Linked DNA regions of Mus musculus: region 2 is linked to region 1. The links are chromatin loops, found by intact Hi-C in ENCODE. Cell type or tissue: left cerebral cortex. All regions are shown on one strand. Links, peaks and the distances in the headings refer to the core of each region. The heading gives the core; the rest is flanking DNA.

The links. A loop is a pair of places that touch in the nucleus more often than their neighbours do. Peaks named below come from ENCODE experiments on the same cell type or tissue, not always from the same donor. Only the 100,000 strongest peaks of a DNase experiment are listed, where the experiment ranks them.
Region 2: a loop joins it to region 1, with 6 times the contacts of the local background. A loop is called at or near these places in 21 of 42 quality-filtered maps.

The regions. Positions count from the first base shown.
Region 1 is chr12:39,507,097-39,512,483 of GRCm38, forward strand. Gm34923 (a long non-coding RNA gene) reads right to left here. Exons shown (of 3, transcript XR_381461.2): 2 at 3,640-3,679. Among named protein-coding and RNA genes, the nearest start is that of Gm34923, 17 kb to the right of the region's middle. In left cerebral cortex, for the core only: CTCF peaks have their summits at 1,913 and 3,045 (motif pointing right); a DNase peak (open chromatin) is centred at 3,075; H3K4me3 peaks cover 395 bases.
Region 2 is chr12:40,071,821-40,077,207 of GRCm38, forward strand. It overlaps Scin (scinderin), which reads right to left. Exons shown (of 16, transcript NM_001146196.1): 10 at 5,117-5,207; 11 at 1,482-1,652. Among named protein-coding and RNA genes, the nearest start is that of Arl4aos, 36 kb to the left of the region's middle. In left cerebral cortex, for the core only: a CTCF peak has its summit at 2,112 (motif pointing left); a DNase peak (open chromatin) is centred at 1,965.

The sequences.
Region 1 (5,387 bases), core at 200-5,199:
TAAACAAATTAATGAGGAAAATGCCCTTGCTCTATAAGAGATAATGATGCTTCATTCTGCTAAGAAAATGAGAATACAAGTTATGCATCAAGGGGAAATGGTCCAAACCCACAAGCCTGGGAGAAGACCAGCATGAAGACTCTATCATGAACTCTAACAACACATCCAGGGCGGAGGGGGGTGGGGTTACAGGGAACTTTCTGGATAGCATTTGAAATGTAAATAAAGAAAATATCTAATAAAAAAACTATGGATTTAACAAGAAATAAAATGGAACATGACACATATTAGTTTGCCAACGACCCTGTGAATGGCCCCACACCTATGTGCTTGTGGGCAGCATTAATTGGCCTCAGGAGGTTATTAATAGAAATAAAGAAAGAAGTCATGAGGTCGGGAAAGAGGTGTGGGGTAGGAGCAACAAAAGGAGTTGGAGGGAGGTTAGTGATGGATGGGTTTGATCAAAAGTCATTGTATAACTATATGGCATTGTCAAAAAACAAAAATATTATTTAAAAAGAAAAAAAAGAACAAAGCATCTGGTTGATGGATAAAACATGGCACCAACGTGTCAGTGATGAGGATACAAGATGTCTAGTGGGACAGGAACGGTGTTCAAAGTCAGCCACTAGGAAAGCACAAACCAAACTACAAGGAGACAGCATACACATTCATACAAATGACAAATGTCAACACAATTGCCATCTAATATGCAGAGAAACTGATCAACTAATATATAAAAATTTGGCCATTTTTCATAACCAAATTATCTAAGTTTACTTCCCAGATGACATGATAAAATACCAACTAAATGCAACTTGGAGAAAAAAAAAGAGTCATTTCATTTTACAATTTATAATCTATCACTGCGAGACAGCAACTCAAGGAGAAACCATAGGAAACTCTTCTTAGTTTTTCTGAATCGTGTTCAACTCCTTTTCTTTTACTACTCGGGGCACTGCCCAAAGTGAGCTGGGACTCCTGCATCCATTAGAAATTAAGAAAATGTGCTATATACAATGGTAACACAAATGTTATAGAGGTGACCACCGACCCTTTAATTAGATTTAAGGCCCATTTCATGAGATGAAATCGCACATGATACTGTTAAAAGGGCCAAGAACATGAGACTATATAGGTCACAGGCCCTAAAGAAAGCCTAATACTCTTGTTTTGCCAAAGGAGCATAGAAAGAAAATGATTCCTAATGACACATTGCTATACCCACAGATTGGTGAATCACTTAACTCACATCACAGAAGTTCCTTCTGACAATAGATAATAGTGAGTCCAAAGACCCGTAAGTGGACAATGTGCAGAGAGTAAGAGATGTTAGAGAACTTAACCCTAAATAGTATGTCTCTATTAAATTTCTCCCCTCATGGACCAAAGGTCAAAGAGGAAAAGGAGGAGGAGGAAGAGGAAGAGGAGAAGGAAGAGATGGAAAGATTGTAAAAGCCCAAGATGGGGAGATGACTCCAAGGAAACTCTCCTCCAGACACAAGAGTACTGATGCACATGTGAACGTACATAAAATATAAAACATAAAATAGAGGTAAGGGTGGTGGAGAGAGCATGAAAAGGCTATGAGAGGGTAGCATGAATAGATAGAGATGAAACTTCTATCTATTGACTTTCTTGGTGGATCCATGAATTTCTACATATGATATCATTCCATAAATTTCACGGACACACTGTACAAGTGAATCTAGGGTAATCTGAATAAGGCTGATTCATGAATAAGGCAACATTCATGTCCTGGTTATTATATTGTGTTAGAGTTTTTTGTGATGTTACCCTTGAAGAAGACCAATAAATAACAAATAAAGCTCTGTCTGTGTTGTTACTTACAATTGCTCATGAACCCGCAACTATCTCAAGATAAAATGTTCATTCTTTAAGAGCATGGTTCTGCCACCTAGCGACTACAAACTAGCAATGTGATTTAAAGGGTGAAAAGAGCAGAGGGGTTATCCTATTTTAGGGCATTTCAAATAATCTGGCCTATGTACTTTCACATACTTGAAAACATTACATGCTTATAGCACTACATTCTTGCTATAAAAATCAGGAATTTTTATCACTTCAAATTAAAACGGAAAATGTTTGAACTGAATGTTGTAGTTTTACACACCATGGTTGAAGAGTTGAGTGCAAAGAGAGGGTGGTGTCTGGATTAGTGGAAATGCCTAAGATTTCCAACTGTTGCTCTGTGATTAAGTTCCGATTCTGCATGTGCGGTGGAGCCAAAAGCCAATGGTAAATGGGGGTTTGGGAAGGAGCTGTCAAAATCCAGACTGCTGTGTTGTCGGTATGAACTAAGGAAATAAGGAAGCCAGTATGATTGTTGATTGCTTTATCAGTTACTCACAATCTGTGTGTTGTCTGTGTATATAAGCAGGGTCTGAAGGGACTCTAGGGATCCCTGCACCCTTTGCTGACCAGACAGGAAGGAGAAAGCGAAACTTGCACTTGTCAATTAAAGGCTGTGATTTACAGCTGACCTCTCTGCCATTTCTGGTATTTGGTGACGACAGCAAGGACGGAAGAAAGACAGAAGCCATTTCCACTCCAGAGGCAGAAAGAAAAAAGTAGGTATTGGCTGAAAGCACTTTGTGTACCTACGTTGACTCTACATTTCACAATATCATTTTTAGCATGGACAGAGTCATGTTACAGATAGAAGAAAAAGACAATAATAAGTAGATAGATAGATAGATAGATAGATAGATAGATAGATAGATAGATCCACAGATGCAAACTGTAATAACTGTAATACAAGAAGGCAGACAGTAATTTCGAAATGGGTGCATTAGGCTTTGATAAGTTTGGGTTTTTTTTTTTTTGTTTGGTTGGTTTTTTGTTTTGTTTTGTTTTGTTTGTTTTTTTGAGAGGCAAAGAAGAAATCATGTTTTCACCCTTTAAATCACTTCATTGGCTTGTAGTCTTTTAAAACATGGCACTCCTTAACTAGGCATCTAAATGGCACATAAGGCTTCCATAGACAATACCTTCCGATGTATGCTTTCATGTGGCCACTAGGTGTCAGCGTAGTACAACAGAACCTGTGCTTCCTACTTAAAGCGTTCCCACTCTACAGCAACATCTTTCACTCAGCAGTGCGACCAATTGACAGGCATACATGGAATAAAAAAATCTCGTTTCCTTTGGGGCTATCTCATTCACCAGTGACTTTTCGGGAAATTTTCCGTTAATAAGTGCACACATTGCAATCAAGGATCTTCTTCTAAAAGCTGTGAGAGCGAGTTTGCAAGGCGGTGCATGCCTATAATCCCAGCATTCAAGTCTGCTCTACTCCAGTCCTATCGCAGAGAAAATAATGCCTAGAGCAATGGGAGTCCCTGAGAAGGGACAGATCGCAGCTCCTGTGGGGAGATTCCTTGGAGAGAAGAGAACAGGAGAGTGAGCACAGGACTGATTCAGTGAGCGCCTGCAGTCTCGCAAATTCTCCCCACTGAGAAGCCCATGGAGTTTGTACCCTTTCTTCCCTGCCTGCTGCTCCTTGTAACAAAGCAGGCCTGGAACACACTGTGTACCACATTGTTTCTAGAACACCACTCATTTGAATGACAGGTGACTGGGCCTCTAAGGGAAAGGGACTCCTTTGTGACTACTCACCTGCTCCTCCATCTAGAGTCAGCCTGTCATTTCTTTGAACCTAGAATGTAAAACACCAAATCAGTTCTACTTCTTTCTGTGGGGCTTTGGTCCCACAGTTGAGTTGTGCCTGAGGAAAATCTCCAGAAACAGTTTTCAGGAAAGTGAATCAAGTAGGGAAAGTGGAGCAACAACCACGCAGGCTTTCCATTTGATTTGCTTCACAGTGGATTGGGAAGTGGGGGAACGGCAAGTTCTCCCACCTTTGCTTGTGAGCTCTTCCCAGGCATTGTGCGAGACTCCAGAGCACTCTCTGAGCATCAAGGCTCCGGTCGGCTGTGACAATTCACCCAGAGCAGTGAACCTATGGACATGACCACACAAGGCTCAGAACTGTCTGGGTACCACAAGTTTTCCTCCTATATAGTATAGTAAATGGCAATCTGACATGGACTGATATGTCACCAGGTGACAGAGCCCAAATTAGCCAATAGTTGGTGGGTGGGTGGCAGCTGCCTTCCTTCACCACAGTATTCATCACAGTACTTGGCACCAGCTGTGGTAGGGGGGTAGGGGGACTTTTATTTACATCAGCTTGTGCTAGGGGGACATTTATTTGCATCACCATATTATCTGTCTAGTCCATCAGTTTCCTCAGTCATGAGAGATAGTGCTAACCTGCTGAAGCATTAAGCTCCTCTGAATGAAGGAGGGGCAGCCATCTACGTTATAGGGTGATGGGGACCTGGCAAGGCTAACAGGGCCACTTGCTTTTGAGCACTTTCTCATTCTGCCTGCCTTTCATTTGCAGTCTTCTAACCATCTCCAGCAGTTTTCTGGCACAGCTTTCTGGGAGCATGATAGAGAATACGAGAGCATAAGTTAGAATGTCTGCATCTACCCGAAACGTTTTAACCTTTTCTAAGATATCCTGAGACGTTCACTTTGACATAAGATTTAAAGGGATTTCTTTGTAAAGACTGTTTCAAGTTCTGTTAATCTGTACTATCTATAGTGATCAGCACCACAGCCAGTCACTTTAGCTGGAGATAAACAGCCCTGTGGTGCTAGAAATCTGAGCACCACAACAGAAAGGAAAGCTAGTCCTGGGATGGTTTCAGAGACTTTATGATGCCGAATTCTCAACATTTATGTTTTCATTTGTCTTAATATTTTACTGTTCCTATATTATACTACATTTTAAGAAAATCACTTACATTATAAATATTTTTCTAACTTTTGAATGTCAACTTCTTGCTGCTTGGGGGATACTTGGCCACTTCAGCGACAAATTACTCCTTAATATACTGTGCTTATTTAAATATGAAAGCATTAATGTATTTTGACAATTTGACAGGCGAACATGGAATAAATAAACTAAATGGCATGTTTTTCAACTGTGAATTGTGAGATTCCTGCTTTCATCTTAAAATGCTTTATTATATTAATTATATATATACATGTATATATATATATATGTATGCACTATTATTGTCTTTCTACAAAGATGAAATAGATGCTGGTTTAAGAAGTTGGCTGCATGTTTTCTCATACCATCCAACATGAGCAAATAAATTGAATACGTGCTTTGAAAAGCAGAAAGGGTAAGTTGCTATAGACGTAAAATGGAACATCCTCAACAGAGACTCCATAACCATAGCACAGCTGGCATGCCCTAAAGAGAACCTGCCATCTTCTGCTACATATGCAACTAGAAACACAGTTCTGGTGGGTACTGGTTAGTTCATATTGTTGATCATCCTCTAGGG
Region 2 (5,387 bases), core at 175-5,174, 560 kb after region 1:
AGCACTGTGCTCATTCACCCCGCTTACCATATTTAGGCTCACAAGAACATATGCTCTCAGAAGGACAGAAATGTGAAAACCCAGGAGAAGGCAAGACACAGTGTCTACAGAATTTGTTTTCAAGCACATCTCCTGGTTTCATATCTCCTGGTAAATGATCCAGGATACAAGAATAAATTTGTCATGTATATGAGGAAAAAGGAGATTACAGCCTGCAGTCAGAACAAACAGCGAGTATTGGAAGAACTGTGAGTCTATACAAGGGGATCTGAAACCAAAGAAAGTCTAAGCAAAACCAGAGAGGGGACCATGGGCAGAGGGGTAGACTGGGGGATGGAGCAATTTGGCTTTAGATAAGAGCCATACATTTTTATTCTATGTAATAAGTATTTATTATCAACTTAACAGATCACTACAAAATATATAATTTATGGGTGACATTGATATTAATTGATAAAACACCTCATCACTTTTGTATAAGTTACTAATATATGGATTATTCTTAAAAATATGAATCAGTTTATCTTTTTAAATTATTTCATAAGTCAGAGGAGAGGATAATATCTATGTACAGATGTAGCTAGTGAAATTACAGGAGTGCAGATGTGGTGATCTGTATGTGATTACATTTATGTTCTCTCTGAGAGAAGGAGGAGGTTGTTGAAAGGAACAGGGATAGAAGTGACAGAGATCATGGCTGTGGCCATCACAATGACAAGGCAGATGACAACAGAAGAGGGCTGTGGGTGGAGGGACTGCAGCAGGAAGGGGCAGCATTGGTGAGGAAGAGGCAGGGATGAACCATATAAAAAGAGAAGGCAGAGAGGCCTGGGTGAGCAAGGACAGCCCCATCCAGGGGGCCCCAGTGAAAGGAAACTGAGGAATTACAGCTCCACCAGGAGGCAGTCAGTCTTCAGAGGACAAGCAGAGATGAGGCAGGAGGAGACTCAGAGAGATTACTGGTAGATCAAGGCAAGACTGGTTGACATTTCAGATCTGGGCTGAGTGTCTCCTAAAATATAAATAGGTTTGGAAGCAGCTCCAGATCTGGAGAAACAGAGGGCAATGGAGTGGTGTAAGAGGCCTGGATTTCAGTGGTGGCTAGAACTCAAGGTGGGACAGATTACTCCAGTGTGGGCAGATGTTCGTACAAAGGCCTCCTTCTTAGATCTCCCCAGGTTTCACGATCATCTGATCACACCTCACAGTCTTTCTAGCCCAGACCTTTCAAGGTAGGGCTGTAGCAGCTTCCTGCCTCTTGCCAGTTTCACTGGAAATGATATTCTCAAAACTCATTTGTTTGGGTTCCGTGCAGTTGAAAAACCTGAGCTGCCCTCTCATTCAATGTTTCCTCTTCTAGTGTTTTACATTGTCGAAGTCCAGGGCATCTACTTGCCAGTATGTAGAGGCTAACATTGCTGATAGCCAGGCAAATTAGAAAATCCATGCCCAGGGCATATTCATGGAATGCATAGCCTTACCTCCACAATTCTGGTGATAGATGCCAGGTTCCTCCGGACTTGAAAAAGGCGTGTAGGGGGAGCCGGTGCCTGCCCTTCTTTCTTGGATGTCCCATTCTTATAAATAATGAGTGGTTTGTCTTTGAACAAACTCAGCAGGTGAGCAGGCTCTTTGCCTTGAGAGACACGGACCTGGGTGCACAGGGCAGGGAGACAGAAGTTTGAATTTGAGTTTCCAGAGGCCAGGCAAATGGGAACTCAGGGGCATTCTCAGCTATAGGGGCTTGGGGAATACTGAAAATGACTGACTTTATAAGCGTGGTTCAACAATTACACATCCAAATGGGTGAGCGGCTACCTGAGAAGTATCTTCTGGCATGGTAGCACAGTTTGGGAAGTGTAGGAAGGAGTGCTGAAAACAACCAATATGCTACATAACCTTCAAAAAAGGGCAATTGCCTATGAGAGGCTCAGGGGCACGTCTTAAGGTCGGTACTTTACTCCAAAGGAGAGTAGAGTGGAAAACGGGTGGATTGAATTGCTTAATAATTTGCTTAAGTGCTTCTAAGTTACTTCACCAAAAACACTTACAAGAGCAATGCGATTTAAAAATAATTATTGTGAACCACTGCCATCTAGTGATTCACAAAGAAACTAATATTTCATCAACTTTAGGATTCAGCTGGCTAATTCCTAGAAATTCGTTAGTTGTACATTATCTATCTGTGAAATTTCAAAACACAATGTATAGCTGTCAAAGATTTTGAATCATTTGTGAGGAACAGCTTTAAGCTCAACTACATAGGCTCTTCTTAGCTAATTAATATTCTATCCCAACAACTGAAATATTTGATTAGGAATGGAGTTGTGTGTACCCGAAGAACCCAACCATTTTATTAATCGAGTTCGTTTATCAGCATGGTTGATGACGCATATGTATCTATTAATGTATGTATCTGTGTGTATCTATGAATTCATACCAAGATGGAAAGAAGCCAGCTGGAGACCAAGTTCAGCCTCCACATCATCAATCTTACGTTGTAAAGTATCTGCCTCGCCTTTCTGCTTAATCATTACACTTGAAATCCAGAGCTCACATTTATAAAGGTTTGAAAACCAAACATCTTTTAGGTCATACAGAACCTGGGTTCACTTGACATCACACATGAGGTAGCTAAGCGACACCTCCTTGTGAAGAGAAAACTTCACACTTCATGATGCTGAATCAGAACTGTCATAAGCAGGCCAAGGCAGCTGTCTAGAAGGTGGGTTTTCTTAGCACAAGGGAACAAATGTCATTCCCCCCCAAGCCAGCCAGAGAATGCAGGTAGGTAGTAAGGCAACCAACCCCATTTATAACCCAGTTATAAAGTGAGAGGACATACAAAAGAGAGACAGAGACAGAGATCTCTAGCTAGGTGTAAGGCCAAGGAACACCTACCTCTCTGCCAATAGTAAGAGCAGACAGACATGCTGCAGATAGAGAGGAAGGAATTAAATAGGCAAAAAACATACATTTCTCGGAGATACTAGTAGCGGTCATGAAATGTGGTGGACACTCCAGCATAAGAGGAAAAGCTGACTTAAAGAAAGAATGTTGACACTGAAACTCACTGGAATTGGCCCCTTAGACACAGCGTAGACATGCCAACCTACTACTTATACTGTCTGCATATTGTCAAACATTCGTTGCTGTCCCCTCTCATAGAAACAAACTGTGTGCTTCTTGCCTACGCAGAAAATGCTCTGCCAATAAACGTGTTGCAGAAGGAAAAAAAAAAAGAAACTGTGTGTATGTGTGTACATGTGTGTGCACATGTGAGTGTGTGTATATGTGTGTGTACATATGTGTACATGTGGGTGTGTGCGTGTGTGTATATATATATATGTATATATACACACACATGTGTGTATGTGTGTGCATATGAATATATACACGTGTGTATGAATATATATGTGTGTATGCCTGCGTATGTACATGTGTGTGTGCATGCATGTGTGCATGTGTGTATGTGTATGTATGTATGTATGTATGTATGTATGTGAGTGTGTGATTTTTGACACAGGGTTCAGTCATTCTCAAGATTTGTTTTGATTTTTTTTAATTTTAGAAATACCAACTGATCCACTCCTTCCCCCGGCCCCCCTCACTGCACTTCTCTTCCTTTGTGTCTCTTTTCCTCTCCCCTGTGCCTCCCTTTCCTTCCTTCCTTTGTTCTATCCCCTCCCTGCTCACTTTTGTTTTCTTTTTCCTGCCTGATATTTCCATCACTTTTGGCCAATGGATTTTGTTTCAAGCAAGATTCTGATCCCTACGAGGGAAAATATGGATTCACGTGTCTATCAAGGTTGATTTTTTGGCTTGCCCATGTGAACCATAACTTAGGGATTTCTATGACTGGAAATGTATAAAATATTGTTCTATGTTTTTACTTATGTTTTACAGTTACCTATTGTTGTAGATGGCTGAAAATTGTCCAGTTGTGCTTGCTTTGTACTGTTGCTACTGTAGTAATTAGCATACAAAAATTCATCTTCTTACACTTCATAGTATTACCCTAATTTAGTCACTGGTTAAATCTACAGGAGTTCCCTCTCTGGGTTAGAAGCTGCTGAGCGCAGCATGATGACTGGAATGAGAGGGGGTCCCATACGCTTACATCTTTAAATGCTTGGCCCCCTGCTAGTGAAACTGTTTGGAAAGAATTAGGAGTTGTGGCCTAGTTAGAGAAGATAAGTTGGAAGGGGTCTTTGAGCTTTCAAAAGCCCATGCCAGGTCCAGTCTCACTCTCTCTGACTACTACCAGTGGATTAGGATGTTAACTCTTCACCCCTTCTCCAGCACCAAGCCTGCCTGCCTGCTACCATGCTTTCCATCATGATGGTCATGCCCTCATTCTTTGAACCTGTAAGCAAACATCTAGTTAAATGCTTCCTTTTATAAGTCACCTTGGTCATGCTGTCTCTTCCTCAACAAACTAACAGAACAGTAACTAAGATGCAGGGACTCACTGATGTATTCTTTCCCTTGCCGTTTTCAGCTCATCAAGGTTGCCTATATTCTTTTTTGCGTCCCTTTTTCCCCTAAAGCCAGCAGTGGTCCATGGAGTCTTCATCACCTTACATCACTCTCATTCTGCCCCTCTCCCTAGTTGACTCCTAAGGACACTGTTGAGTGCTTTGCATCACCCAGTAATCCCAGATCATCTCCCTAACTTGAGGTCAGCTGAGGAGCAACTACGGTTCTGTCTTCAATTTTCATTCTCCTTTGTTTTGTAATATAACATTTTCAAAGGGTCTCTGGGTAAGGATGTTCTCATATCAACACACAAGTCTGTCTATTAAAACCGTTCGCAGCTGGAAATGTCCAATAACTGTGGCTTATGGTGGGTTCTAAAGAGAAGAGCTCTCTTTGCTTTCTCCTTGGACTCTTCAATTATTAGTTTATTTATGTTTTTATTCTATTTTTCAGAGGCTTCCTCTTCTCCAGAATCTTGATGACGAGTGTGTTATAGAATATTGAATTTCGAAATAAAAAGAAATCAACCTTAAAATTCCAAGATCCCTTCTGGATGTGGGAAGTATGCTTTCATCAGGAAGAGGGCTGGGAAGATGGGGACCTGCATGAGTTGGGAAAGTAAGTAAAGTATACCCACCTGCACAGCCTGCCCTCCAAGGGACCGGTCCAACTGGACAGTCAGAAACGCGGACATGGTCAGTTCATCTCTGGTAGCATTTGCTCCTTGCCTAGAGGAGTGTCAACAAATCACACCGGCTTGTAGTTAAGTTTTAATACCCTCTCATGCAGCCATTTCAAAAAGAGACTTGATATTGTAATATAGCAAAAAGAAGCCAACAGTTCAGCATGACCAGAGCAATCAAAGCTACTGCTGTTTTCTAAATACTAATCCTGGACTGCCCTGTGTA